Linked DNA regions of Homo sapiens: all the other regions are linked to region 1. The links are chromatin loops, found by intact Hi-C in ENCODE. Cell type or tissue: HCT116. All regions are shown on one strand.

Region 1 (5,000 bases):
GCCCAGCGTCTTGCTGAGCTCGGCGTTGTGCAAGTGCGGGTACTGGTCCGCGAGCTTCCTGCGCGCCGCCTGCGCCCACACCATGAAGGCGTTCATGGGCCGCTTGACGTGCGGCTTGTTCTTGCTGGAGCCGTTGACGCGCACCGGCATGGGCACCAGCGTCCAGTCGTAGCCTTTGAGCACCTGGCTGACCGCCTCGCGGATGCACACGGGGAACTTGTCCTCCTCGCTCTCCTTCTTCAGATCGGGCTCGCCCTTGGGGAACGTGTTCTCCTGGGGCCGCGTGTTCTCGGTGTCCGAGCCGGAGCCCGACGGGCAGGGCGAGCCCGCGGAGTCCTCGGACATGGTGGGGCTGGGGGCGCCGGACAGGCCCTTCTCCTGCTCGTCGGTCATCTTCATGAAGGGGTCCAGGAGATTCATACGCGGGCCCGGGGCAGGGGGCTGGTGGCCGGGAAAGGCGAGAAGCCGCGGCGGCTCGGGGACTCGAGGCGCGGGCTCCTCTCCCCTCGGCTGCCCGGATGCGGAGCAAGCGGCTCCCGGGGAAGCTGGCGCGTCGGCCGGCTACCGCGGCGAGCACTTAGGAAGGCGCGGGGTGGCCAGTTCACAGCTGCCCGCTCCAAGTGGGGGGAGGCGAATTGGAGAGGAGGAGGAGGGGAGGAAAAAGAGCAAAAGTGGGGGCGCTTGCACCCCTTCTCTTCTCCTCCTGCAAAGAAAAGTTTCCGGGGTTGAAACTGGCGAGTCTCCGCGCCACTGAAGTTTCCAGTCAGTTTCGAGCTCCGCTTTCGGCTCTCCAACTCCCAGCCCAGGGTCTCTTTAATAAATACTCCGCCTCACCTTAGAGCCACCCGCCAATCACAGCACAGCAGTCCCAGGGTTGGCAGGCAGCTGATTGGACCCGATTTTGGGGAGGGAGGAGGATTGTGGCACTGGGCTGGGTGACGAGGCGGGAGGGGAGGAGAGGGGAGGGGATCGCAGCCAAAGGGCGGACGGTAGGGTGGGGGGGCGGGGGGTGCTGCGGGGAAGGCGGGGGACCCGGGACTTCCAAGTGTGTAAGTTTGTCGTACTCTCGGAATGCCAGAATTTTAGTGCCTTCTCCGCGCGAATCTTGTGTGTGTGTGTGTGTGTGTGCGCGCAAGTGTGTGTGTCTAGACTAGGATCTACCCCCACCTCCGACATTTCTTTTCACTGCTCTCTCCGCGGCACCGGGGACTTAGCTGGAGTTTGCAGTATTCGAAAAGCAGCCGCTTCTTAATGCGTAGCCGAGTTTACGCGCCTGGAGCGAGCCTGCCTGCCTGCAAAAGTGCTTAGAAATAGTCTTTTGAAGCAAATGTTTTGGTGACTCAACGCCCGCTGTTCCTCCGTAATAATCCATATAAATAGATTAACATGCTCGGGTTCGCCGGGGCTGGTGCGGCTGGTCAGGATTCTGCTGCGCTTTTGCAAAGGGAGTCAATGGAAAGCAAAGCTAAGTCCCCGCGAAGGTTGGCAGCGGCGGCCGTGGCCACGCAGGAGCCCGGCGCTCTCGAGGCCGCCCCGCGCCACATCGACCTTGAGCTCTGACAAGTCATTCTCCAGCCCCCTCTACCCGCGACCCTGCCGACGCTCCTCAGTAACAGGGCTACTGCTCTGACGTTTTGGTCTTTGCCTCCTGGCCGGGTCAAAAACGTCAGCCGAGTCGCCCTGTCTGGGGGAGAGTTTGCTAACTGCTCTGGCTTTGAGAGATAGAAGTTTGCCAATGCGGCTGTCCCGGGCCGCGAGGCCCAGGCCGGTCACTTGGTTTGTAAAAGACCAAACAAATGGGCACCACCGCAGACAAAACGCTCCACTCTGGCGGAGTCATGCTGCTTGCCTGCTTTTGCTGGCATTTACGAAACACCTGAAGGGGTGAAGCGCCGGTGCTTCTGACTCTAGTCCGGTCGGTTCAGACCTGCATGTAGTTGGGAGTTCTGGGGGAGGCATTGGTGGTGTCTCTCATGTATTTCAAGTGTGATTTGAGCACAACCTTTGTGTTTACACGAAATGCTTAGAGCCAGGTTGGGTAAGTGCGGAGCTATCTGCTCTGGGATAGAAGAAAAGTCTTGGTCGCTTGCGGGTTCTGTGCTTTCAGAATCCCAAATAAACGCACAGCATTGGGAAACTCTTAATTTTAAACTCCCCCCCCCCCCCCACCCTTTTGGGCTCTTGCAAAAATTCGCCTCAATTAAATTATTGTTGTGGTGAATCGGCCCACATCATAATAAAAACTAGTTTTTTTTTCCCTTTCTAATTTGCGAAGTGAGGACACTATCACAAGATCCAAATCAATGTCCTTCCGGGAGAATTTCTTAAAATCTTGTTTTCTCTCGTTGTCTTCGGAAGAAGCCCGACATTTCTTATAGGAAATGGAACTCTTCATAAGGTAGTAAGTTACAGCCTTGTTCAACAGCATTTTTTTTTTAACGAATGTAACTTCTTCAAATGGGATGTTTCTGGTGCCCTATAGCTCGTTTACAAATTTAAGAGATTTGCATACAATAGCTTCGTATCCAGGGCTCTGTGATTACTTTCAGAAAGTGTAAGAACAGCATCGTCCTTTCCTAGGAGAAAAAAGTCCGCGTAGTGTGGACCTATTTCTGTGTCCCGGGTAGAAGGGCATTGTGTGTACAGTATAACTGTGTAATTCTCAGACACCTGATTCAGGAGACTCGGAGACCATCGGGCAGACATTTTAGCCAGGTCGTCTGTACTTAGTTGTATGATATTGTAATTACCATGTTTGCTGGAATAAAGTCAGTGAAGAGGGCTATGACTTTAAGATATTTTGGAATATTTCACTAAATATATGTCAAGATATATACGTATATGTATAAATATACTTTTAATGCAATTATGCAATAAGATACTAATATGTAGAGTTTTACATCATAAACGACGGGGATTTATACATTTCCCGTTGATTTGATGCAAGCATTTTTGAATTTTACATCTTCCTGAAAACTTATGAACAGGCGACTTAAAAATGGACTGCAGTTTTCATCTGTATCCAGAGGGGGCGCCAAAAGCCCAGAAACTGTTTCCAACTCCGAGAACCAGGGAAAACTTGGATGGTGGTGGCTGGGGGTGGTGTGTTCCAGTCAATCTGGACTGCTTTGCTGCTGAGATTTATATTTGCAGGAATTCCTACGCGATATTCCCTCCTGTGCGGATCCACCTCTGCGCAGCTCAGTGAGGGAACTTGTGTCTGTAGAGATCCGGGTGAAAAAAGAGCACTTGAGATGCCAGCCGTTCTATTCTGCGCAGAATTTGGGGACTGAGGCCAGGAGAAGGCCCCTATCCCCCAGGTGCCAAGCGTTGCCACCGTCAGGCCAAGTCTAGCGCGTGGCATTGTCAGCTCGCGAGTGGATCGGTCCTGCATTTCTGCAGGGGCCTCCTGGTGTCCACTCCCCTTTCCCCATTCAGGGGCTCCATTCGCTTCGTTGTGTCTTTCTCAGGTCGCCCCGACCCCTCCTCCCTGACCTGGGAAGACGCGCGCAGTCCCCGACCAGAGGACCTCAGACACAGGTAGAAGGAAAGGAACCCGCTCCTGATGTTCAGGTTACAGATCTGGAAACTAAGGCTGTTGACCCAGTGTTGGCTAGAGCATTTTGCCAGGGGCGAAAGGAGCCAGGGTCCTCCATCTGATGCGGTGAGGGAGGGAAAGGGCGCAGGTCACGAGGCAGGAGACGGAGGGCGCTTCTCCGTGTTCGGGACGTGCTTTCGGATACCCGCTCTTGAGCAAGCGCCGCGAGGTCTGCCGCCGGGAGCGGAGACACAGAGGTGCGAGTGGCTCCCCAGGGAAGCCCTCGGGAAACCGAGGTCTGGGATCTCCCCCTTTCCCCCTCTTGCACGTCCCGGACCGGCGCCGGGCTCAATTTCCCCAGCGGGGGCCGCCAATCTCTCCTCCGCGTCTACGCGGGAGCTGAGACCGGAGCCCAGAGTTGCTGGCGCAGGGCGAGTTTCTCGCAAACACTCAGTGCTCAGGATGGGGGTGAGGGATGCGAGCTGATGGGGTTCCTTTTACCTGGCGAATTAAGGACCACAACCTCCCTATCCAAACTTCCTTAGCAAAAGTGGGGACGGTGTTTAAATCCGTTTTCGGTAGGGACGCTTTTCTGTCCCTAGGGAAAGTTTGGTGGGGTGAGCAGCGGCGTCCCCCAAATATCTCAGCCCCGGACAATGTTCTCATTAGAGGTGATGGGAGAAGGGGTTACCCCTTGTCTATTCCAGTTCCCCAGGCCGGGTCCCTTGCAGGTAGAAGACTCCTATCCCTGGAGGGACAGGTCCCCGTGTCGCGGGCTCCCAGCCGCTCCTGTAATTAGTACATTTCGCTGGGCTTGGAGAGTGTTTATCGTCCGCTCTTCACGCCGGACACGAGTTTCTTGTGGAAGGGAGCGGCCGGTAAGCCCGTCTCTGGACTGGCGCTGGGCTGGACAGCAACAGCTAAGGGGAAAAGGAAAGTACCAGATAGCGTCGTAGGTGCGCAATAAATATCTGTTGACTGATCGAATAGATGTCACCTGTGGACGTGTTGCCCGAGTGAGTGCATGTCCCATCACAGCCGCCAGACCTCCCAGCGACAGTTGCGAACACGCGATGCTTGTGCATTCCTGCGTGTGTATTTCTCCCCACACGGGAGCCCGACTTTGGGAAGTTGACCGGCATGTGCCACTCAGGGCTGTGGAATCCCGACTCCGCTAAAACTGCAGACCAAGAGGCCCGTTTCAGTTTTCTTCCCTTTCCTGTTTTCGAAAAAAAGAAAGATGAGGTGGACGGGAGGTGTCGGGTGAGGGGGCGCGAACCTCCAATCTGCCCTGGTGACCTGGCCGGGTCTGGGGGCGTCGGGCGGCTGTAACACAGCAGGGCGCCCCGGGGGTACGGACCGGAGCCCAAGTCAGAGACCAGACCAGCTGGCTTGTCGTGGAGCTGCGGAGCCGATCAGGGAAAAAGGAGGGGTGGGAGTGGAAGGCCCCAGTCCCAAAGGG
Region 2 (5,000 bases), 880 kb after region 1:
TATGAGATATGGGAGCAGGTTTTTGATGGTGTGGAGTAGAGGAGAAGGGTCAGAATGGAAGGAGGGAGTTGAGGGTGGGGAACAAAGAAGCACACAGTGCCATTTTGCTTATGGCCAGTCATTTTGGGGCTCCATTTGGGAATAAAAAAGACTGAAGTTTTTTTCCTCCTGATTGACAGGGACTACTTATTACTTACATCCCTAGGTAATCCTAAACATTACTGCTTTAAAAGACAGATAATCATCTCTCCTTTAGTTAATCCAGTTTGTACATTTTCATTGGCTGTAGCTGAAATAGAAAAATACTACGTAGGAAGACTATTCATTTGTTCAATATTCTAAATTTTTAATTTTGCCAGAACTGACTAGGAAGGATTAGATAGGAGCCATTTAATTAGGCAGAGTTACACTAGTTTCTGTTTAATATAAAACATAAAGCAATCTTTATTTTATCTTTAGAAGAATTTGATCACTGATTGATAAGGAAGAGAGAAAATCAAGCATTTGGGGAACAAAACGTTTCATAGTCAATACAAATAAATACATTATAATTAGTTTCTCCTTCAGTTTTTAGGGAGTACTAGGGATGTGCAAGGGATGCTCACACTCATGTAATGTGAATACAATGGTGGAACATTTTTCTTATAATTTATTATTAAATTCACCCGTACTATAGTTGGCCTCACTCTACAGAAATGGTAGTCATATGCATTATAGAAGAGCCAAAGGCAGATAAAATGATTATCTAACCCAAGTTTCATTACCCAGTGGTTCCCATTACTCTCCATTTCTTTCTCTATACTCTCTATCTCAGAAATTTTCCCATTCCAGAGTTTTAAACTCTTATTTCTGCATGGAAGACTCTTGGATAAAGCTTATTTCCAACTTCTCTTGAACTTCAGACCTACATTTACAACGACACTCTAGACATTTCAATAAAAATGTCCTTTTTTTTCAGCTCATGCGAACCACAAGTCAGCATTTTTTTATCTATTATCTAATTGGTGGATTAGACCCAGTTATCAGTACATGTATTTCCTCGGTAAAAAATATCTTAAAATTACAGCATTATGTTATCATTTGAATAGAATTGGTAATTCATTGTAGAGTTTTGATACCAGCATTCTGTCAAAATGGACTCATTTATAGGTTTTATTTCAATTCCCACACTTATTCAGGTGACAAATTTTGTTATCTCTTCCAAAAGAAGCAATTTACTTGATTTTTTTCTTCATTATAGCATCAAAACTTCTTATCTAAAATAGCTTCCAATGCGAACTGCTTTTGTTTCTGTTCTTCGGGACATTCAGTTAGCATTTTGTTAGGCACAATTTTTATGATGTCATTTCAACTTAAAAAATATAACTTAGAATTGTATTATCTTAAAATGTGATCTTATTTCTCCCCTTTGATGTTAGGAGCTTTTATGAATTTCGATCAAGCTAAAGACATCGTGTAGCTCAAATGCGTCCTTTCATCTTGAAACCACTATTTCACTGAAATCAGTTGCTGATTTAGTGTTAATTGAACAAAATGAGGGTTTATATATTCTTGTTGATATGCTTGTTAGCATAATTAGTTGACATTTAAGAAAAAATAGAGTGCTGAGAAAGAGTTATCTTGAACAATTTGACTAAGAACAAGGTGAAGATTCCACAGTCTAATAAAATACGGTGTAAAAAAAAAAGCCATGCTTAGCTATTGCCGCATGAAATTTCTCTTTCGTCTTCAAGTGACTGTTAGACAACATGAGATAAACTGAAATTACTTTTGAACATTTTACCCAGGATTTTTCCAGGACATTCATTGCCTGAGGTAGTATAGATCTCATTCTGCTTTAGCAGAAATATCTGTGAGATGCTCACAAATTACCCTTCACTTCGGTTTTCCATTCACCTCTGTCTTCTGTTCACCTCTGTACCATTTAACTCTGTGCCATTTAATTCTGTTTCCTGAAGAAATCAGCTCACTCAGATAGATACTGTCCCATCAAGAGCACTGAAAAGAATCTAAGGGGAAAAATAGGAAAGAAATCAATTTCTGAAGTTCCTGTTAACCCTACTGTTTTGAACATTGGTTCTCAAGTTTGCCTAGGATGCAAAGATTCATATGTTAATATGCGTTTTAAAATTATTCATTGAAGTACTGAAAACAAATATTATCATAATGGAAATTTTAATAAAAGTGGAAAAATTGAATATATCTCAGAAGGCACAGTTAAATACTGCAAGATTTTCTCCAGAAAGATGCAGCTGTACAGTGCTGTGAATCATAGCTGTGTGAGGCTTATCTGCAGAAAAGCAGAGCCAATGGTTTTGGTTATTTTAATACACATGTTATCCCCACCTACAAGACTTGTTTAAGACTCATAATTCCCACCTTGCCCTACAATTATGTTGTGCAGACTGTTCTAAAACAGGAGTCACTGCCATTAAAATGTGCACTATGCTTTGGTTCTGCTGAAAATACTAAATGCTTGTGGGCAATCTTAGTGACCACATGCTGAGGCTAGTTACAGAAATTCTCATTCTAGGTGACTGTGCTGGCAAATGTACTCTCATGAAACACAAGCACAATTTGGAGTTCCATGTGTTATCCAAGCAAGGACATCCCATAGGCTCCTCAATGACTAACTTAACAGTGTGAGATGCCATCTGCTGGAAATTGATAATATGGACTATGATATTCTGCAATAATACTTAGGCTTTGTCTATCAGCCAGACTGAACATTGATGATCTTTGTTTTTATCTTCTCCTTCCCCTACTTTAGAAGAATGATGTATACATAGGGTTATTGAACTACTTAGGGAAGCTCCTGTATTTCTTTCTTCTAAACAGTCTTCAACTCTAAGATATCAATTTAATGTAATGTTAGTTTTTAGGTTGGGAGAGGCTGATGGAAGGAAGAGTAAATATAAGCCATACCCAGTCTATACTCAATGATAAGATACATCTTAATTTCAGAAATGTTAAAATAGGAAAATTTTTACCTTAGCATTTCAGAAAATTAGATATTATAATAGTAACGTTCAACTTACATTAATCATGAGCACAATTGACACATTCAGCATTATATCATGTAACGTACATCAAATGTAAACACGCTGAATGTTTGCAATTTGGTCAATTAAATAGGGATAATATGTGATGGTGTTTGAGAATGTCTTGCTTATACAGCGCTTACCACTATGATGTAGATATTTGGAGAATTTACAAGTGATCAGACATTATAGTCAACATAGGTCTTGAAATGAGTTAGCCATTCCAAGAACATTCTGTAGCATTGGAATATAGACTGCCAAATTCCACATGTGCTTGACACATAGTAGGTGGTTAATAAATACTGACTGACACATGGGCTCAAAATTAGTTCTGAGCTGATGGGTCTATTGAGCTTATGGGTTGTTGTTGACCCTTTTGGAGTCTGATATGTGTAATGTTTTAGTTCATTTCTTTATTTGAACAAATACTTCGATGCCTTGGAATCTGTTTTGGAATGATGGTGTACCTCATTTTGCTTTTTTGATCATTAAAATTATCAGAAATGTCTTTATTTCTTAAAATGTACCAAATTAAAGGTAACGTACACATGTAGGTTATCTTATTGATCAAAGTACACAGATGGCACAACATCCAATTGATGATTAGACAAGTTCTCATGATTTACCTGAAAACTATAGAGTTAATGTCATTTAGCTCGTGTAAAATAATTCTATTCAAATGATAACATAACTTAATGCTGTAATTTTAAGATATTTTTCACCCAGGAAATACATGTACTGATAACTGGGTCTCATCAACATATTATAATTGGCTCTGTTTTGAGTCTATTTTTAAAAATTTCTATTGACTCTATTTGCAGGCAAATTTGTGAACCAATGCTCAAAACTGTAAGTCTAAAAAGAACTTCAGAAATGGATTTTTTTTCTATTTTTCACCTTAAGGAATGCTTTTCAGTGTTCTTGTTGGGCCAGTCTTTATCTCAGTGGGCTCATTTCTCAGGAAAACAGAAAGAAATGGTACAGAAGTGAACAGAAAACAGAGATGAATGAAAAATAGAGGTGAATGGTAAACAGCTGGGAAGGACAGTTCATGAGCATGTCACAGATATTTTTTGCTGAAACAGAATGAAATCTATGTTAGCTTGGGCTACTGAATCTCTTAGAAAAAGATGAGCAAGGCCGGGCGCGGTGGCTCACACCTATAATCCTATAATCCTATAATCCTAGCACTTTGGGAGGCCAAGGCCAGCGGATCACCTGAGGTCAGGAGTTTGAGACCAGCCTGACCAACATGGAGCAACCCCATCTACTAAAAATACAAAATTAGCCAGGTGTGGTGGCGCATGCCTGTGATCCCAGCCACTTGGGAAGTGAGGCAAGAGAATTTCTTGAATCCAGGAGGTGGAGGTCGCAGTGAACTGAGATCATGCTGTTGTACCCCAGCCTGGGCAACAAGAGCAAAAAAACTCCATCTAAACAAAAAAAAGAAAAGGAAAAGAAAAAGATGAGCAAAATGGTCAAAAGTAATTGCAGTTTATCTCTTCTGTATTATAAAACCTCCAAGTCCCCCAAAAGCTGCTTGATTCTAGGTATAAATCACTATATTAAATTGTAGAAATGTGTGTGTGTGTGAGTATACACATACTCGTCTTTCTCTATTGCTATATGTTTGTGTGCTATATGTAATTATATATTATGTTTACATTTATATTTATTCATTTTATACATTTTAAATTTTTTTTAAATTTTTGTGGGTACGCATTTATTCATTTTTAATATGAGTCACTTGGCCTACTTTTCAAGTTATACTTGATTTTAGCCTCCTGTATATCACAATAATACATTTAGCACTTTTTTCCTTTCTTTTTTTTGAGACAGAGTCTCATTCTGTTGCCCAGGCTGGAGTGCAATGGCATGATCTTGGCTCACTGCCACCTCCACCTCCCAGATTCAAGCAATTCTCCTGCCTCAGCCTCTCGAGTAGCTGGGATAACAGAT
Region 3 (5,000 bases), 650 kb after region 1:
TCTCACTCTCACCCAGGCTGGAGTGCAGTGGCATGATTTTGGCTCACTGCACCCTTTGTTGCTCAGGTCCAAGCAGTTCTCCTCCCTCAGCCTCCTGAGTAGCTGGGATTACATGTGTGTGCCACCACACCCAGCTAATTTTTCTATATTTTCAGTAGAGACATGGTTTCACCCTGTTGGCGGGGCTGGTCTCGAACTCCTGACCTCAAGTCATCTGCCCGCCTTGGCCTTCCAAAGTGCTGGGATTACAGGTGTGATCCGCACCTGGCCTAACGCTCTTCTTTTTATCAGAGAACCAGTGCCTTTGAATACTCTATCTTACCATTTTACTAATAAGTCATCGAGTTCTTCAGTTGTGTTAGATTTTAAATGATTGAAATCATAAAGTTATGATGATATCATGAAGCTATATTCCTCACACAGATAAAAACCTGCAAGAAAAGGAAAGAGTTTGCTAAAGTGGAGTTTTAAGCATCAGTTAGTAGGTGAGGCAAGATTTATTTGGTCACGGGGATCTCCAGCACCTAAAAGCAAATTCCTAAGTCAGTGCCTAACCTGTCAACTTCACATTCTGAGGGTAAAGGTGCTACATTTGAGGAAGCCGTTTGGAACTTTTTCAGAGTTTCCGTTTTGTTAATTCAGATGCCCCTTGTTTTCTATTGAGTGAAGAAGGTGACAATAGGTGCGGAGTACAGTTTTTTTAAGATAATTGGCAGTATCTCTAAGACAAATTTAGTTCTGTAAAAGGAAGGTGGATTGCAAGAGGACACTTGTAAGATATCGAATCTCTTTTATCCTTCCAATCTTTATTGCCCTACTTGATCATGCTTTTATGAGTGGGTACTCTGGATTCAAATAACATAATTGCCAAGATACAAAATACATTTTGCTCAAAACATTTTAAAATGGCACAAACAGATTGGCACTGGTGTTACTGAAATGTAAGAAGCTCTACAATTTCCCAGTTCTAAGTCATTGACTGACACAATTCAAATTGACTAAGTGAAATTTGTGTGTTTGTGCGTGTGTGTTTTCCTACCAGCAACCACTCTGACTTGTGTCTCAAATCATTCTTTATGTGCATTACATATATATGTCTATAGTCAATAAATGACATCTAAATTATTAGAATAGTATCAGATATGACTAGATAGAATTATGTGATATGCCTCTTTGTAACAAAGCTGTGATTTATTAAAGATTATAGAATATTGTAACACAAAATTATGTATCCTTCTTAATAGCTGGTATTTATTGAGTGCTTACTATATGATAGGCATTGTTCTAAGTGTTTCATATGGATGGTCTCACTTCACCCTTAGAGCAGCCATGTGCCAGATGTGCAAATATTATCTCCTATTTTATAATTAAGAAAACTAAGGCTTAGAGAGGACATTTCCTCAAACTCAGTTTTAGTAAGTATAAGTATTGAACAAGAAACATTTATATTTCTAATCGATGTCTGAGTAAAAAAAATTAAAGATGCAATTTTAATCTATATATAAAGTGGTAATATAAAAATTTATTTCAGCAAATTAGGACACTCTACATTCAAATTTAAAAGTTATACTTACTAAATAGGGGTTCATTTTTTTAACATTCTTTTTTGTAGGAAATGAGACAAAGCACTCTTCTTATAAATAAAATATCAGATTTTAAAATTACTATTCTAGTTGACCTAGAAATATAGAGGTCAACTTTTAATAATTGAGGAATGGAGCTCAATTTAATGTTTCTTATGTCTAATTGGAAAATTGTGCAAACAGAAGAAGATGTACACATAGTAGGCACTTTATAACTGTCAGGTTATAAGGCTAATCGGCTGAAAATTGGGTCCAAATTATTTGCAATTAAATTTTGAGTCACTTGGGTCTGGCTGTTACTTTGAACAGATTAACTTTCCAACAGTACACATGCCCCTGGTCTCTAGCTGAGAACGTAAGAGGGAGAGGGTTATTGCACCCTCTAGGGGTAGCTTGTAGAAAAACCTACCGAAGTGCAACTACCCCAAACAAAAAAATAATGCTCATTCCTAGCCCCGCAGATAGGAAAGGAGGGAATGCATGAGCGTTGAGAGAAGCCACAGAGTCCTCCTGCCTCTGATGTGTGCCTCCACTGGCTCACACTTGGAACTGTTTCATCAGATGTCTTACAGGGACTCTAACTCTATCAAATCCAAAATCAATTTATTATTTAAAGGAAAAGTTTATAGCACACTATTAATTTTTAACTGCATGCTGTTTCTCTAGCCTTTCCATTCCAAAATAGCTGTTTATGGTGGCTGAATTTCTACCTTGGTTGGCAGGATTTATACAGTGACCTCTGCTGATCTGCTTCTGTATACTACGCAATGTCTGTAGCAGCTCCTCAAGTTAATATCACATGCTTCCCTGTAAAGAGCTTGACTGACTTACTGAGCATCAGGCTATCTTTTGAAGATAAACCAATTTTTAGGGAGAGACAAAAGATAGGATAAACTGATGATTGCATCAACGTCAATCAACAAAGAGTTATGAGTTGCTGAAAGTGAAGCATAGAGGCAAGTACTGAGAATAAAAACATATAGTTAGGCAAAAACCACAATTACTTTTGCACCCACCTACTATAAGGGAGTTCATACTTACTGCACAGGGTACATGTCAGGCTGTAGACTAAGGAAATTCTATTTAGTGCCTTATGTAGTTACTCACTATACCACCTAAGAGGTGTTTTATTATTCCCATTTTTTAGAGAATGTGAAAGCAATTCTGAAAAGACAAACATATTCAGAATCACACAGTCAGTAAATAGTAGAGAAAACATTAGATCATTGGTCTTTCTCTTTTTCTTATGCTCTTACTAACTACTATAACCTCTGTCTTCCAAGAAGGTATAACATAATTTGTAATAGTTGGAGAGAAAAAAATCATGTAAAAGAGAAGAGCATTAAGTATAAAGTTGGTAGCACCACTTAATTAAAGTACTACAAATTTGTGACAGGATAAAATAGAGCAGGAAGTGGGAGCTCACAGTGTGCTGGGGTGGGTGGGAGGGTCAGGGAAAAGAAAATTTGAATTAACATTTATGATGGCTGGAAAAATTAAATAGAATAGAGGAAATAAAATGATTTCAGAAAGATGAGGAAATGAAATAACATGAACTGTCCGGGCGTGGTGGCTCACGACTGTAATCCCAGCATTTTAGGAGGCCAAGGTGGGTGGATCACCTGAGGTCAAGAGTTAGAGACCAGCCCAGCCAATATTGCAAAACTCTGTCTCCACTAAAACTACAAAAATTAGCTGGGCATGGTGGTGAACACCTGTAATCCCAGCTACTCAGGAGGCTGAGACACCAGAATCTCTTGAGCCCAGGAGGCAGATGTTGCAGTGAGCTGAGATCATGACACTGCACTCCAGCTCTGAGCTACAGAATGAGACTCTGTCTTAAAAAAAAAAAAAAGAAAAAGAAAAGAAAAAGAAAGAAATAACATGATTCAACTCATGAATTATCATTTTAATGTAACATAATAGATTAATTAATCAGATTGCTGTTCTACCTCTATGCTGTAAAGTAATTTGAAATCTGATTAGAGGGAGAGTCAGATGAGACAAAGAAGCAACAAGGAAAGAATTTTGCAGCTTAAGTAACATTGAAAGACAGCAGCCCAGACAAGGTGCTACAATTTAAAAATTCTGACTAGTTAAATAAAATCAGGGGCATTCTGGAGAAATGGAAAAAATTAAGTGTTGGAAGAAAGAGTAACTGAAGCACAAAAATATTTTTGAGTGGGCTTCAGTCAAATTTGGCCCATTCCCTGGTTTTCCTTAGGAATATGTTTTCTTGAATGTATAATTTAACATTCGTTCTCACAATAATTTTTTGCCTCCCTGGAATGATAAAACACTTCTAAATTAGGAAAGAACATTTGACAAGGTGCTGGAGGCATGGTGTGTTATTATGACACACAGAACAGGAGGAAGACCCCAGAGTAGTTAGGCGCATTAATGGAAGATGTTACATTGGGCTGGCTCAGATCCCGTCAAGGCCAGCCCACACGGTGCATGGTTTAAAGGGAACTATAGATGTAGCTCAAAGTTGACCCCCTTCCAATGAGAAAAAAATATAAAAGGTCACTTCAACCTTCCTGCCAAATTGTAGCTGTCCATGCCTGCATGTAAAACTGATGTTGTCAATTGCTGGAGGCAAACTGCATATGATAGGCTTGGAAAAAAAGTCTAAGAATGGTGCATCATGTACAGCAATATAATCTTTCAAATTATTTCATGCTTAGAAATAGGGGGCTGGGTGCGGTGGCACATGCCTGTAATTCCAGAACTTTGGGAGGCAGAGGCGGGCAGATCACGAGGTCAGGAGTTCGAGACCAGCCTGACCAACATGGTGAAACCCTGTCTTTCACTAAAAAATACAAAATTAGCCAGGCGAGACACATGCCTGTAATCTCAGCTATTCAGGAGGCTGAGGCAGGAGAATTGGTTGAACCCGGGAGGTGGAGGTTGCAGTGAGCCAAGATCGCGCCACTGCACTCCAGCCTGAGCAGCAGAGCAAGACTTTGTCTCAAAAAAAAAAAGAAAGAAAAAGAAAAAAAGAAATAGGGGGAAAGTGGGCTTGGTTTAATATCTCTGTAAGTAGACAGGCAAACCCCCTCACTCTAGCTAAGCAATTTCTACTTTCCTTATAGGAAGAAGAAACCATTCTTTCCACCCACGTGACATTAAAGGAAACATAAAGATGGGACTAATTCTGCAGCATTGTCTAGGGTAGGGACACAATTCTCCCGAGAAGTTGCTTTGACCTTGGAATTTACATATGCCTAGATATCTGAAAACTTACATAATTAAATCGTCTCTCTTCATTGTTCTAAACTTAATTTTCCTCCATTCCCAGTCTTGGGGCCTTGAGTCCTTTGGATAAGTTGCTGAATTCTCTCCTTTGTATTGACCGTATTGACATGGCCTCAGAGGAAAGTCAAATTTCAGGCTGAGTACATATGTAAGAATTCA
Region 4 (5,000 bases), 1.4 Mb after region 1:
TATATAGTTAGGTGTTTTCATTTGTATACACTTTCTATATGCTTCCTTTGTATTCCCTCTCTCTCTCTCTATATATATATACACACACACACGCACACATGCACATGTGTGTATACATATATATTATACTTAATATACAATATAATTACAGATTAAGCATGATGTATGCAGTTATTTAGACACAAATATGAAGGGTTTAGTAGCTTAAAAGAACATGTTATGTTGCAGTGGAATGAGCACTAAGGCACCCATCTGCAAAGAGGATTCAGTTCTCAGCATGCTATGTCATGGTGATCTAATAACTACCAACGTTAATCAATATTTCAGCCAATTCTAAGTTTTCACACATATAATATTAGAATACTAATATTCTGATTTTCCTCTACCTCCTCCAAAAATATAAAAGGCCTTTAAAAACTGCAAGGTCTATAAATATATAGAAATAGATATTTATATAGCTACCTAAACTAATATTTTCCAAAAAAATCGAAAGGACAATTACTCTATGCAATACATTCTGTATTCATTCTGTATTTGGTGTCAAATATCTAGTTATTTTATAAGCCATGCCAAAGTTCTTATATCAGTATGATAAAATAAATCAGTATACAGCAGATTGAAAACTAGAATTTATGGAAGTAGGGTAAGAACTTCTTCTACTCACAAGAAGACTTTTCGTTAATATTAGCTTCCCCGAACTTTGTGAGATTTTTAAATATTTTGTACCTAGCTTTCAAATTTAGTTACTAAATGTATGGCTATGAATAATATAATGAAATATTGAATTTATTTTTTAAGTTTTGTACAGTAGCAGAAAAAGTATCTGAAAATATTTTGGGGCATATGAATGTTGAAAAATGGCATTCATTCTAAAGTCTGTCTCACCTTAACAAAAGGACCAAGAAGGTTTCATTATAAGCAAAAGCATGCACATGTAATAATCACATAAATAAGAGTCTCAAACTCTACCTTCCTTTCTTTATGCTATTAAAATATAGTCATTAAAATATGTATCTCATCTCTTAGAGCATACAGTCAATATTCTTCCTTCCCTTTTAAGACTTTTAAATTGTAGTTACTAGTTGTTTACTCAGATTAGTGAACGGACCTAATTTCAAAGACAGAGGTTTTAAGTCAAAAGACTCAACTGATACCATAGAACACTTTGGGCTTTAGAATTAATTCTCAATTTGTAGGCTACTACATTTTCAGTTGTATTATTTATCTACAAGGAAAAATAAATGAATTATGGTAAATCTATATGATATAATAGTTTGTACCTACTTAAAATCATATAGTGATAACATAAAGATGGGAAAGTCTACAAAGCATAATATTTGGTAAAAATAAGAAAATTATAAAATTCTGTAGCTGGTATAATCTGACATTATATATGTGTATATACACAGATATATGAAATATATATTAATATGTATAAAAATATATACAAACATATGTGAGATGTATGTTATAATAAATGTATATTGATGTTAAATAAATATTCTTATACAGGTATAAAAAAGGAGGGAAAAAAATCACCATTCTGACAGCAGTCTGGTAGAAGTATGGGTCATTAAATTTTGTTTATATTGGTTATCTGTGTTTTCTAAATGCTCTACAATCATTATTATTTTTCAATCATAAAAAATATATTAAATAAAATATTATAATCTTAAAATACATACAGAAGAAACCAATTTCATTAGAATACAAAAAATTCAGATTTTAGGTGTTAATTCTAGAACTAATTCAAATGTGATGATAATATATATTTCTGCCTCCAAATGTGTTTTGAAGAAGTAAAGTACAAACTCAGTTAAAAAACAAAAAGAACACAAGAGTTGTGACAGAGAATAAAGAAGACAGTGTATTAAAAGGTTTCTTAAAATCAGACTTTTTAGCCACATTTTTCCGAAGAGTCAAATTTAGCTTAATTTTTAAATAAGTGTCCAAGTCATAACAAAAAGGTTTCACTTTTAACTCTAATGGATGTATTTTATTCAAAATGCAAGGACTTTAAAAAATATGGGGAATGAGACCCATACAAACATTATTTCTATTTTTTTTCAGATGATCTAAAAAAATTCAAATCTTTATGTAAACCTCACTGGCAAAAATAATTAGAGCTTTGCTGTCATTTAAAATTGTTGAAAATATTCCATAAGAAAATACAAACTGTCATTAAGAGAATACTATTTTTACAAAACAGTCCAATGACATTCCTTTGAGTTATAGAGATAATGAACATAAATTGTCTAATTTGAAAGGTTTCTGTTTACCAACTAGCTTTTTGTTTAAGTGTAATTTTTGTAGGATTAATGATTAAGGGTTAAGTCACAGGCTCTATAGGAATATTGCCTTTACTAGTTTCTGATTTTTTTTTTAATTCTTAATGAATCCAAAAAGGGGAGTGGGAGAGGTGGGGCCACATATGGTGTCAATACACTTTAATTAAGTGCAATAATTCCCCCTTTCCTGAGGTAGCTGTGTTAAGACATATTTCTCTTCAGAGATTTACATTCTGGGCATCTATTTTTCAGCACAGCCATCAAGTTCATCTGTGGAATTTCACTGCCCCCTGTTGGAATCCTGTAAAAGTTCAGATGGCTTTCCATCTTAAAAATCAGAAATTTGGGGGTTCGGCTTCTTAATTTTGATGTTTTCAGCTTTTAACATAAATCTTTCAAAGATACAAAGTTTGAAAAATTTCAAAGTTAAGGAAAGGTTGCTTAAATTTACAACACACAAACATCACTCAGAAACATCTCTTTACGTGTTGAAAATAAGCTTAGATTTTTTATAACCATTTCATTATGTGTAAATACTATTTAAAAAAAAAAAAGTTTGCCTGCTAAGACAGAATGAAGAAAAACGTCTTCGAAGTACAACAATGCCATTTTTCCCTCTATCAGGCACCAAACAGAAAATATACTAATTTAAGAAAACTAATTATACCATTATATTATTGTATTTTTATTTTTAGCTAAATATCATAGAATAAATTCCTTTGAAAATTAAGGTTCATTAAAATCTGCAATTCATTTTTATGAGTGGCATTCACTGAATTAAATTTTCCAACATTGACCCTTGTTTCAGTGGGGAACTTAGGAGATGGATGCCTTTGATCTGTGGAGCAGATGGTGATCTGCACGCTTCTAGTAGAAATCCTCCACAAATATACAACAAGAAGTGACCTGGAAAAGTCACTTCATGGAGGAGTAAAGAAGTGGCCAGAGGTGGACTCAGAAGTGCCCAAAGCTATGTGGCTGGAGGCATTGTTACTGATTGGGTATCAGTTTTTAATTCATTGGATACTGCTTTTCAACTAAAATTTAAAAATCTCTCCTCCCTTTTCAACATCTGGTTTAGCAATTCCTTGAGAGACAAAACAGCCCTTTCTCTCTCATCCCATCTATTAAAATGTACCTAGGTCCTGAGACAGAAACGAATGATCATGTCAGAGCTGAATACTTCTATTCCCGTATTCTGCTAGAAATAAGTCCTAATGCCCTAAAATCAAAATATTACAGTAGGACAATCTTCAACAGTGCAATTGATGGAAAATTAGCTTGGTTTCCTGTTATATCCCATGAAGTAATTTGTTACATCAAAATGTATAAAAATATTGTAATCAGTTCAATGTATTTATTTAAAGAACAAAATAACAATTTAAGTCCTTATATCTTATCCCTTCATGGCTGCTAAATATTTTAATTCATAGTAAACTATTTTAAACATTTTCTTTAAAGCATTTTGAAACAATACTTACCATATTGAATATGCAAGAAGACCTAAACTTGGATGTATTCATACTAATTAAATGTTGCAATATAGGGATAGACATTTATAATCACACATGTATTTTAACTATAAATAAATTTTTATTAACTTAGTCTTCGTATGCCTTTTTTTATCAGTGCAAAATTTCCCAAAATAAGCAAAGCTCTTTTAATATTATGAACTCTTAGCCTGAATAACTACTTTTACATGTACTTTTTTGGTTCCCCCATTTAAGTGAAATATAACAAAGCAAAAAAAAATTGAGAATAACTTTTTTTTACAAATATAGATTTATCTGTAAGTTGTCAGATATCTGCCATATGATCAATGTTTACTCATGTCTCTCATTTACCAAGGCTAACATACTTGCAGCTCTGCAGGAGTGTAGTTGACATATCATATACCAGTACCATCACTGTTAGAAGAGAGAGATATCAATGTCTTTCGTTAAAAATAGATAAATAAATAAAGACTAGGCCAGGCGCAGTGGCTTATGCCTGTAATCCTAGCACTTTGGGAGACTGAAGCAGGCAGATTGCTTGAGCCCAGGAGTTTGAGACCAGCCTGGGCAGTAAGGCAAAACCTCTTCTCTACTACAAATACAAACATTAGCCAGGCATGGTGGTGCATGCCTGTAGTCTCAGCTACCAGGGAGGCTGAGGTCGGAGAATCGCCCGAGCCCAGGAAGTTGAGACTGCAGTGAGCCAGTATTACACCACTGCACGCCAGCCTAGGTAACAGGAGTTGGATCTTGTCTGAAAGAGAACAAAAGAAACTAAAATCCAAGTTTGTAAACTATAAGGTAGATTATTACTGTGTATCTCCACAAACATATGTCTTGCATGTATGGGTAATGGTGTCAAAATATGGGTTGAGTCAATGTCAATAATCTTATATAAGTTGTAAAAACTTGTAACACTATGTGTAATTTTAAAAAAAAGTTTTATTATTAGAGGGAATAGTTAGTATTCTAAAGATAATCATATTGGCTTAAATACAAAAGTGTTATTGTTGAAAACTGTGTGAAATCAGAATTCGTGAATATTCTAAATATCATTTTACACAGGTCCCAAAGTTTATCTAAATTGTCCTCATTTAAAATCAAACTTGCTTCCATCTGTAGGTAAAAGCGTATTATTTAGTGACTGCTAGAGGACAGAGTAGAAGGAAATGCATCGCAAAAAGGTTTCAAGATCTCCTATAGTTAAAGAGAGAAGAAA
Region 5 (5,000 bases), 1.0 Mb after region 1:
GAGGGCCAGGGAATGACACTATCTTCATATCCCTCATGGTGCAGGTCCAACATCACCATTTGACAAAGCATTACTTAATTTCTTTAATTCCTTTCTTTGTTTAGCACCCTGCCCTTGCCTGTTGTTTGCTATTATTCAAATACCATTATAGCTATTCATGTAAAAGCCTGTCTCCTCTACCAGAACATCAGCTCTATGAGGGCAGGGACAGTCACTTTAATTTTCTATTCAGAGTACTTAGCAAATTACAACATAAATCTCTTTTGAATAAATTCAACTGTGTAAATCACATGCAAAATAGGATTTCCATATATTGAAGTGATCTGTGAAAGTGTCAGTTGAAACACCTACAGCTCTCCTCTTCTATGGTGAGGCAAATCCGTGCTCCTCATAGAAGTAGTTGGCACACTGTGTTTTGACATGGTACCCCATGCCCACGTGAACCTCATCTAGGTTTTAAGGTTTGTGTGTCAGCAAGTGGACCCCTATCACATCCCACACACTACCTCCTGACTTTGTATCATGTCCAATGTGGTTATAGTGATCCCAGGAGCAGCCTCACCTGGCTCTCACGTCTTGCTCTCCAGGGACCTACTTAGTTTTCTACCAAGAGGCCATCTACCTAAATGCCATCTTGGAAATGTGTGTTTACAGAGTTTGGACATAAATTCCTTGGTTGTTTGATGCAGTTCCCAAAGACTCTGGGACTTTTGAGGCCATTTTTCTCACCTGGAGATGTCAACCATTCTACCCCATGAGCAAAGTTGTCTTTGCTGTTTGTCTCATGGAGTTGATACAACACAGCCCCAATCTAGAAGACAAGAAAGGCCCATAGTCCAAACCCAATTTTTACTAATTTAAGCACATTTAACCTGGAGAGAAAGCCAAGAGGCTGGATTGGTTGGGGTCATTTATTCTGCCAAGTTTGGGTGGGTTTGCACTAGCTGAGTGTTCAGTGCCAACCCTGATCAGTATGAACTGGCACAGTAAATTAAGCTACCACACCTTTAATGAACTTAATTCCCTTATTTTGACAGAGTTCCCATTTCCAGTGATTCACTTTACATTTTAGACACTTCTCCTATAGGTGTTTGCCAAAGGCCCTTACTGGCAGCCAAACACTGAATTAGTTAGAAACTAGAACGAAAAACCATCAAAATCATCATTGCATGTTCTGTAAGCCAATTTTGAGCCTTAGCTATTCAGGGTCAGAAGCACTTAGGGTAAGTTTTGAATACTTGCCCCATGTCTTTTCTATTTTTCAAGATTCCATTGCATTTTGTAAGATTCAGGATCCGGGGCTTTGGTCAGGGACTGTGAAGAGTATCAGATCTGCACAGACTCAGCACACTAGGCATTTACCAACTGCTAAATACCGTCATCAAGAGTTTGACTCTACTGAAAGAGAAGGAAACAGAGAGGAGTTATTTGGAGAAAGCAGGTTTGCCAGAATTAAAAGGAGGTACATTTATTCTCCACCGTTTGTCTATAATTACAAAATATTTTCGTTTTTGAGGATTAATGAGAGTTGAGGAAATTATCTCAGTTTCTCATTGAGTTTACACAAGAGAGATAGTAATGAGTAATATGATTTCTGTGTATCAGCAGGGTGCTAAGTGTTTTAAAAGCAAGGCCTACATTAACCCTTACAATTTAGTTAAGGTCAAACAGCTATTAAGTGTTAGAACTGAGACTGAAGTTTATATTTATCTGGTTCTAAAACCCATGTCCTTAAATGCTACTCCAGAAATCATCACACTTTTCATGGTAAGGGCCAGTTAGTAAGTCTTTTAGGATTTGTGGGCCTGGTGTTATGTGGAAAACACATAGTTCTGCAGTTACAGCACATGGCAGCAGCCATAGTTGATTTGTGAATAAATGAATGTGGTTGTTCCAATAAAACTTTATTTGCAAGAACAGGTGTTAAGCCAGAATGGTCTCATGGATCACAGTTTGCTGACCCCTGTTCCAGTCTATATTCTAAACTTGATGTTTCTCAAAATGTTTCCTTTTCTTTCAACAATTTCTGGAGTACTAGATCATAGAATATTGCATTTCATCAGATACTCTCTTTTCTGTCCTTTCATTCATTCATCAAATATTTATTGATTACTAATTTAAAATATATATAAATCAATCCCTAAAATTTTCCCTCACTCTCTCATTTTGTGTTTTTTTTCTTAATCAATTGTTTTATCCATCCTTTCTTTCTTGAGAGTAGATCAGACTTTCTGTTATCTGCCCTATGCTGCCAAAATTTCAGATTATCAAAAACCTTTTCTCCTTCTTTCTAAAAAAAAAAAACACACTTTGAGTTTAAGACATTAGGTGACCTTCTTTTGATATAAAGCAGCCAGTCACCTTCCCTTAGATTTCTTCTCAGGTTGTGTATAATCAGCAGTTTGGGAATCTGTAATGGATTTTCCAGGAGGCAACTCTGATGAAAATGTCAACTTTCTAAACAAAGACAGTTGTCAGAATGTTCTTTCAGAAACCCAGGTTATTCACTGTTTTTGTCATGTTGAGCTTTCAGCTCTTCAATAGTAAGAGGGCATTGCCACCTGGTGGAAAAAAATATTGAGGGGGTTAGATGGTCACCTGGGGAAAACATGGATAAGCACACTCGACATGAATTGGAGAATTTTATCCTGGAAACGTCATTTCAGTGTCGAATGATAGGAAAACAGACCTCTTCTATGTTCAGAACCTAAAACAATTAAATGAAAGAAAACACAGTTAACAATTGCGTTTAAATGGATACAGGTAATCTTTTTCTGGAATAAAATGACTTGAAAGGTTGTATGTTATTTCTAGTTATTAAAACTCCCCTGGAGCCATTTCTTCCTCATTTATAGAATTTTCCACTCTTTTTCTGTACTTTTCAATTACTTCCTTTACATGGTTTTGTTGTTGTTGTTCCTATTCTCAGTAATGCTCAGGTTGTCTTCGAGCTACTTTTTAAACTTTTATTCTTCATTAGTGACCTATATCCGCTGTCCCTAAGTTGTATCTGCCTACTTGCTGTCAGGCACTCTAAAATCTCTCCTTTATTTCTCATTGTCTTCCTAAATCTGCTCTCCAAAGTGTTAAATTTGATTTACTCACGTGGGTGTCTTCAATCCTTATGCTCATTGACCTCTTCATGACCTCAACGTCATCCTCAAAATTCTTCGTTGGTTTCCAACTGTGTGGTTTCCTAGTTGGATTCTTTCTGCTCTCATCTTTCCTCCTGTATTCATTGAATATGATCACTTTCTCTCTTTGCCTGGCTTTTTATCTGTGAGTCTTAAAGCTAAAAATGTTACCATCAGATTTGTCTTGTTCATAGTCTCACTTTCTGGATACATTCATTGATTCTCATGGCTTCCAATAAACATCAGATTAGACAAATACCTGCTTTCCTAGGCCTGTCCCTGGACTAACTTTTCTCCCATTCCTATTTTTTTTCAGAGGTACCCCAAATTCAACATGCCCTCACATCAGCTGAAACCCCGTCTTACCCAAACTGGGGGGAATGTATTTCTTATCATAATATTATTATTTCCCAATTCCTTCATTTAAATGAAGCCACGCTTTTCCTACTATTTTATGTTAGAAATCTTAGAGCAATTTAAAAATATCCTCTGCTTTACTGTTTTTATTTCAGTCTGGCATCATGGGTTCTCTTTGCTTTTTTTATTTTTAAATTTTGTGGTTGCATAGTAGGTATATCTATTTACGGGGTACATGAGATGTTTTGATACAGGCATAAAAAGTGAAATAAGCACATCATGGAGAATAGGGTATCCATCCTTTTAAGCATTTATCCTTTGAGTTGTAAACAATCCAGTTACACTCAAGTTTTTTTTTAACATAGAATTAAGTTATTCTTGACTATAGTCACCGTGTTGTGCTATCAAATAGTAGGTCTCTTTACTTCTTTAGGAGGTTTTATCTTGAGTGTAAACTTCATGAGTAGAAAAGCCTTCCCTCTTTTACTCACCATTGTCTCCTAGCACCCAGCACAGAGCTTGGAATATTATACATGGTTAATAAATATTCGTAGATAAATAAGTGGACACATGTCCTCTAAGCTTTCTGTTTTCTATTGCCGCTGCCAGCTTCTGTGTCCTGATTCTTTTTGCTTCATCCCAGGATACAGGAACATTCTTTATACTGTAGCCCTCTACTTTGACTATTCATCAAAATCACATAGGCAGCTCGTTAAATACTCAGTTTCCGAGGCCCCATTTCCAGATATTATGATTCAGTAGGACTGAAATCTCGATATTAAACAAGCACAATACTGAACTCATAGTCCTGGATCTTCTCATTCTCTTCTGTCTTATTTTGTTCTTATAAACTTCTATGCAAACAGTAGCATTCTATTATAGTCAGTTTACACCCACATTTTCCTCTTTGGCTTTCATTCTTATTGGTCTTCATTTCTCAAACAACCTGGATGCTTCTCAGGATCAGAATTAGACCTGTTTTCAGAGTCCCAGATTTATTTCCTAGCTCCTTAATCTCTTCAGTCATATCTATATCCTGTGGTTTCTGTGACGATCAAATGAGGTAATTCTTTAATGAAATTGACTTGTAAATGCAAACAGTCAGGATGCTTGTCAATTAGGCTGTTTTTTAGGTATTTTGTAAGTATTGTAACTACAACAATAGCTACCACGTACCTGCAAGATTATAAATTCAGTGGAATGGTTCTCTTTCATTCCAGAACTCCCTGATGTAGCGTATCCTTTATACCTTTTCTAAAACATTAATTAGTGCTTCTCGGAGCATCAAAAGGGAACCAATACCTGAGTATGGAATTTTGTTTGTTGCCTCTGAAAGAATAAATGTGCAGACAAGACTTTGGAGAAATAAAGCTGATGAAAGCTAATATAGGTTTGTTTTTTACAAAATTTCTATTCAATAGAAGAATGATTGCTGCATTGAGAAATAGAGTGTTCCTCCCTGTATGAAGTAAGCGTCTTAGAAAGGACACGGATGTTGCACACTAATTT
Region 6 (5,000 bases), 1.0 Mb after region 1:
AGAACTATCTTTCACACACATATGTCCAAAAATATAGATGAGAAAATTCACTAGGAGTAATTGAGCTTAGCAGGTTTGCAAGATTTAAGATTCATGTGCAAAACCCAATTGCATTTCTAGCCACTAGAAACAAAGAATGAGAGAGTTATGAAAAACTTACCCTATTTACCTAAAAACCTATAATTATTCAATCAAAAGATGCAGAAGACCTTTAATATTAAATTATAAATCTTTATTGAAAAAAGCTAACTAAAAAGAGAGTGAGGAAAACTTAATATTGTAAAGATTTCAAGTTCCCCCGGATATATACAAGATATTTTCAGTCAAAATTTCAACAAGTTTCATCATAAAATGTGACAATCTGACTCAATGGCATTAAAAAAAGAATCGAGTAACAATAATAACACAGTAGGAAAAGGAATAAGTGTTTGTCATGCAAGACATATAAACTTATCATAAAGCTACATTATTTAAGTGTAAATTTTTTTTTACACTACATTATTTATGTGTAAAGGATACAGTTGAAGTAGGTAGGTTATTTTTTCATGCTCACAGGTTGCCATGGTGATGTCATACTAAACTTTTTGTTGTTGCTCGGATCTTTAATTTTTTTGAATGACACGTAATAATTGTACATATTTAGGAGTCACAGAGTGATATTTTGATATATGTATACAGTATGTAATGATTGATTAGCATATCTGTCACCTAAACATTTATTCTTTCTTTGTGTTGAGAACATTCAGAATTCTCTTCTAATTGTTTGAAATGATACAATAAATTATTGTTAACTAGAGTCTTATTAAGTAGGGTTTGGGGAAATGGTTGGTTTACATGTGCCTGTCTCAGAGCGCATAGCCTTTTGCAGTTCTATATTGATGGTGGAAGTTCTATTCGACTTTTTACCTTCAGCAGGCTTTGGGCTTTGACTTCTGACTCAATTCTGACTTCTGACCCTTCTCAATTTGACTTCTGACCCTTCCCTGCCCCCTTGTGGTTGCCAGAGCTAGAGGCCAAGTTTGCCAACATAGGTAAATACCATCAGCACTGCATTCCAGTGCTTTGTTGATAATTATCTTAGTGCTATCTTCCCTGTGAATTTTGGCACAGTCACTCCTTAATATCTTGACAGCACGGCAATGTGCTGACATATTGTATTAGTCTGTTTTCAAGCTGCTAATAAAGACATACCCAAGACTGGGTAATTTATAAAGGAAAAGGTTTAATTGACTCACAGCTCCACATGGCTGGGAGGGTGGGAGGGGGCCTCACAATCATGGTGGAAGGCAAATGAGGAACAAATTCATGTCTTACATGGCAGCAGGCAAGAGGGCATGTGTAGGAGAACTGCCCTTTTATAAAACCATCAGATCTCCTGAGACTTATGCACTATCATGTGAACAGCACGGGAGAAAAACCCGCCCCCATGATTCAACTACCTCCCACCAGGTCCCTCCCATGCGGACTGCTACAATTCAAGGTGAGATCTGGGTGAGGACACAGAGCCAAACTATATCACATATGTTTCAGCAATGGAGCAACTAGAGTGAAGAAACAAACCAACTTATATATGGAATCATGATATTTGACAAAGATGACCTGGCCAATTACTGGGAGAAGGAGGAATTAGTCAATAGACAGCACTAAGCAATTGGCTTCCCATATGAAAAATAACAAAACGGTATTTCTATTCTATGCCATATGTAAAATGTTGTAGTAGAAACATTAAAGATTTAAATGTGGACTTCCATTTTAGTATTAATAGGCTATGTTGTTGAGACCAAGTCACTCCCTGAAAGCAACTAATGAAGCAGAAAAACTATTTTAGTTGTCATTGAAAACCGAACAGCAATGATAAGATAATAAGGAGTGACACTGCCAAAATTAATGGAGAAGCAGGAGCCAAGACAGCTAAGCAAAGCACCAGGACACAGGAACCACTTTTTTCCTGATGGCGATTGCATACATTGGCAAACTTGGTCTCTAACTTTGGCAACCACCAGGGGGCAGGGAAAGGATATTAACTGGGTTCGATGTCAAGGCCCAGTAGCCTTCCCACTGCTCCCAGTAGGAAGTCAAATACGGAAATTTCTCACATCAATATGGAACCTCCCAGGCTATACAATGTGGAGCAGCACTAAACCCCTTTCCCAACCCCTAGGGAACGGAATAGATCACCTTAGGAAGAGTGGGGTGGTTGTTATTGAAAAGAAAAAAAAAATTCCTGCAATAATGTTGCCATGGGTCGACTCTCACAGAACTTTGCGATCCAGCTTCTAGATACCAAGGTGGAGAAGGGTCCTTAAGCTGTGCATTTAGCTTGAAGCTTTCTGGGGCTACAATGTCCCCAGGTGCAGAGCAGAAGCAAATGCAAATCCTTACCCATGTGGTATCTGAGTTCAAATTTTAAAAAAGGTTCTTCTCCCATAAGACGTTACTTGCATCTACCCAAAAATTTATGCGACAAGTACAAGAATTTAAGGCATCTGTAAAGTGCTTGGTAGTCCATTTAGATGTGCTACCTGGAGGCAGTGCACAGCCTGGACAACTTTGTACTGCATCCCTAAAGTGGAATCTCATCCTATTTCTTAAGAATGCCCACAAATTGTGTTTAAAGGACAAAATAAGGTGCTATTTTGAAATTCAAATATAACAATAATCGCAACTAGGTAAATAAACTAAATGTTTCAGTTAAAAGTCAAAGATAATCAGGCCAGATTATAAACATAAACAAATTACATATTGTTTTCAAGGCATATACTTTGAGTATAAGAACACATAAAGGTTTAAAATAAAGGGGAGAAATATGTAAATAAATAACAAAAAATAACAGAAATAGACTAACTTTTTTTTATATTAGTAACACTTTTTGTGTTAAAGAGAATCACTTTACAATGATACAAGCTTCACTTTGCCAGGAAAGAAACACCGTAACCAGTTTAAATGATTATGGCTTAAATGACATAGATTTAAGATACATTAAAACCAAATTAAACAGAGATAAAATACACATTATTTACAATTGCATCAAAAGTTGGAAGTACTAAGGAACAAATCTAACAAAAGTGTAAAATATCTCTAAGAAAAAAATATAGAACTACTGAGAAATTTAAATAAATAAATAAATAAATGGGATGACAGACAATGTTCATGGAGTGAAACCTTAATATTGTAAAGATTTCAACTCCTCAATCTGATCTCTAGGTTTAATTCCATCCCAATAAAAATCGTAATGATTTTCCCATTGGTAGGCCTTGACAAGTAGATTCTAGAATTCACATAAAAGTGCAACAAATTATAAATAGACAAAAACTCTAATAAGAATCAAGTTAACTTTCTGTTCCTGTTATTAAGCCTTATTTTGAAGCTATAGTGATTAAGACAATGCAGAATGTGTGCAGATAGGTATGTAGATAAATGCAAAAATTTGTGATAACTCAGAAATAGACCATATTGTATATACTCATTGTATGACAGTGGTGGTACTGCATAGTTAGGTTAAAAAGTACACATTTTAAAACATTTTGTATTTTAATTTATCTTAATTAAAAATTATTTTATTTCATTTTTATTTTTAGTTATTGATTCTAGACTTTCAGAAATGTTGCAATATTAGTACTTTTCTAAATAGCCTTCACCCAGATTATCCAAACATCAAACTTTTTAGGATACACACCCACACATACACACACATACACACACACACTGAACAAAATAAAGATACAAAAGGATGTGCAGAATAGGACTCCATTTGTATAAAGTCTAAAGACAGATAAAATTGAACTCAATTTCTGAAAGGTAAATAGATAAAACAATAGAGGAAAAAAAGAAAATGATTCTCATCAAAGTCAGGATAGCAGTTACCTCAAAGAGGCTGATTATCATCAAAGTCAATATAGAAATCACCTCAAACAGGTGAAGCTATCACAGAAGAGGTATGGGTGATTTTTTTTTTCTTCGAGTGCAGGTAATATTTTATTTCTTTAATTAGATGATGTGGCTTACTTTACTGCACATATATGTTCAATTCATTTCTTCATGTAAAACACATTTCACCATAAAATTTTTAAAAACATTTAAACCAGAAAGAGTGGAACTTGAAACAAAAGGTAACTTTAGTTTTATCAATTCCATAACAATTTAGTTTTATCAATTACTTTAACAAGTAATTCTTTAATACTGGTAAGTTCTACTTTATTAAAAATTTCTTTAGTGAATACCATTCTTAAGATTTTACAGGAACCCTTCTGGCCTGAAGTTCGGTGGTACAGTACCCCTTTGTCATGTTATTTATTCAGAGTTTCATAAACAATTATTTGTTGCTTGGCTAAATAAGTGTCAAAAAATACATAATGCAGTTTTTGGCCTGGAGAAATTTACAAATAAACACAATATTAATTGATTATTAATTCATTAATAAGAAACTAATTAAAGGTAGGACCTAAAGTACAACCACTACATCTTCACCAGGCCACTCACCAACCTGTTGACTTTTGTACCCAAATACTTTACCCTCTTGACAATGGAGGGGAATTAGTTACACTCCTGTCTAAAGTCTACCCCCTCTAACCTGTGCTGCAAGAGCATTACTCAGCAATTATTTCTTTGGCTACTATATTATCAATTTTTTCTTTCAATTAGAGTCATGCTCATCATAAATCAAACATTTTGTTATTTCTTGCATCCTAAAAAAGCCCTGTATATCAAAAGTCCAGGAAAATATTCATTGTATTTAATTCTTACCATTTCACATCTTTTCAAACTCACTTCAACCAGGCTTTTGCTCTCAGCCCTCCACCAGAACTTCTCCTGTAAAGGTCCACAGGGACTCAGTGTTGCTAAAATCCATGATTAATGATTAGTCCTCATCTTATTTGATCTGTCACCATACATTTGACCCAGTTGATCACGCCTTCATCCTGGAAACACTTGCTTTGTTTGGCTTCCATGATGTCACTCTACCTTGTTTCTTACCTACTTTATTGGCTTCTCATTCTCAA

The links. A loop is a pair of places that touch in the nucleus more often than their neighbours do. Peaks named below come from ENCODE experiments on the same cell type or tissue, not always from the same donor. Only the 100,000 strongest peaks of a DNase experiment are listed, where the experiment ranks them.
Region 2: it touches region 1 in a loop (16-fold over the local background); 15 of 110 quality-filtered maps call a loop at or near these places.
Region 3: it touches region 1 in a loop (6-fold over the local background); 62 of 110 quality-filtered maps call a loop at or near these places.
Region 4: a loop joins it to region 1, with 11 times the contacts of the local background. A loop is called at or near these places in 20 of 110 quality-filtered maps.
Region 5: a loop joins it to region 1, with 10 times the contacts of the local background. A loop is called at or near these places in 15 of 110 quality-filtered maps.
Region 6: it touches region 1 in a loop (3.0-fold over the local background); 5 of 110 quality-filtered maps call a loop at or near these places.

The regions. Positions count from the first base shown.
Region 1 is chr17:72,116,812-72,121,811 of GRCh38, reverse strand. It overlaps SOX9 (SRY-box transcription factor 9), which reads right to left and starts at 792. Exons shown (of 3, transcript NM_000346.4): 1 at 1-792. The coding sequence starts at 420. It also overlaps a transcript of SOX9-AS1 not described here. RefSeq lists promoters at 760-905, 760-1,527, a silencer at 817-1,146 and enhancers at 1,629-2,129, 3,495-4,116. In HCT116, a CTCF peak has its summit at 3,033; DNase peaks (open chromatin) are centred at 861, 1,231 and 3,031; H3K4me3 peaks cover 2,258 bases; H3K27ac peaks cover 1,772 bases.
Region 2 is chr17:71,235,642-71,240,641 of GRCh38, reverse strand. No RefSeq gene overlaps it. Among named protein-coding and RNA genes, the nearest start is that of CASC17, 36 kb to the right of the region's middle. In HCT116, a CTCF peak has its summit at 2,649 (motif pointing left); a DNase peak (open chromatin) is centred at 2,641.
Region 3 is chr17:71,470,355-71,475,354 of GRCh38, reverse strand. No RefSeq gene overlaps it. Among named protein-coding and RNA genes, the nearest start is that of CASC17, 270 kb to the right of the region's middle. In HCT116, a CTCF peak has its summit at 1,964; a DNase peak (open chromatin) is centred at 1,994.
Region 4 is chr17:70,764,880-70,769,879 of GRCh38, reverse strand. No RefSeq gene overlaps it. Among named protein-coding and RNA genes, the nearest start is that of CASC17, 430 kb to the left of the region's middle. In HCT116, a CTCF peak has its summit at 2,590 (motif pointing left); a DNase peak (open chromatin) is centred at 2,539.
Region 5 is chr17:71,115,819-71,120,818 of GRCh38, reverse strand. The region is part of intron 3 of CASC17 (cancer susceptibility 17); the gene reads left to right. Among named protein-coding and RNA genes, the nearest start is that of CASC17, 84 kb to the left of the region's middle. In HCT116, a CTCF peak has its summit at 2,562 (motif pointing left); a DNase peak (open chromatin) is centred at 2,558.
Region 6 is chr17:71,081,425-71,086,424 of GRCh38, reverse strand. No RefSeq gene overlaps it. Among named protein-coding and RNA genes, the nearest start is that of CASC17, 120 kb to the left of the region's middle. In HCT116, CTCF peaks have their summits at 1,022 (motif pointing left) and 2,000 (motif pointing right); DNase peaks (open chromatin) are centred at 994 and 1,984.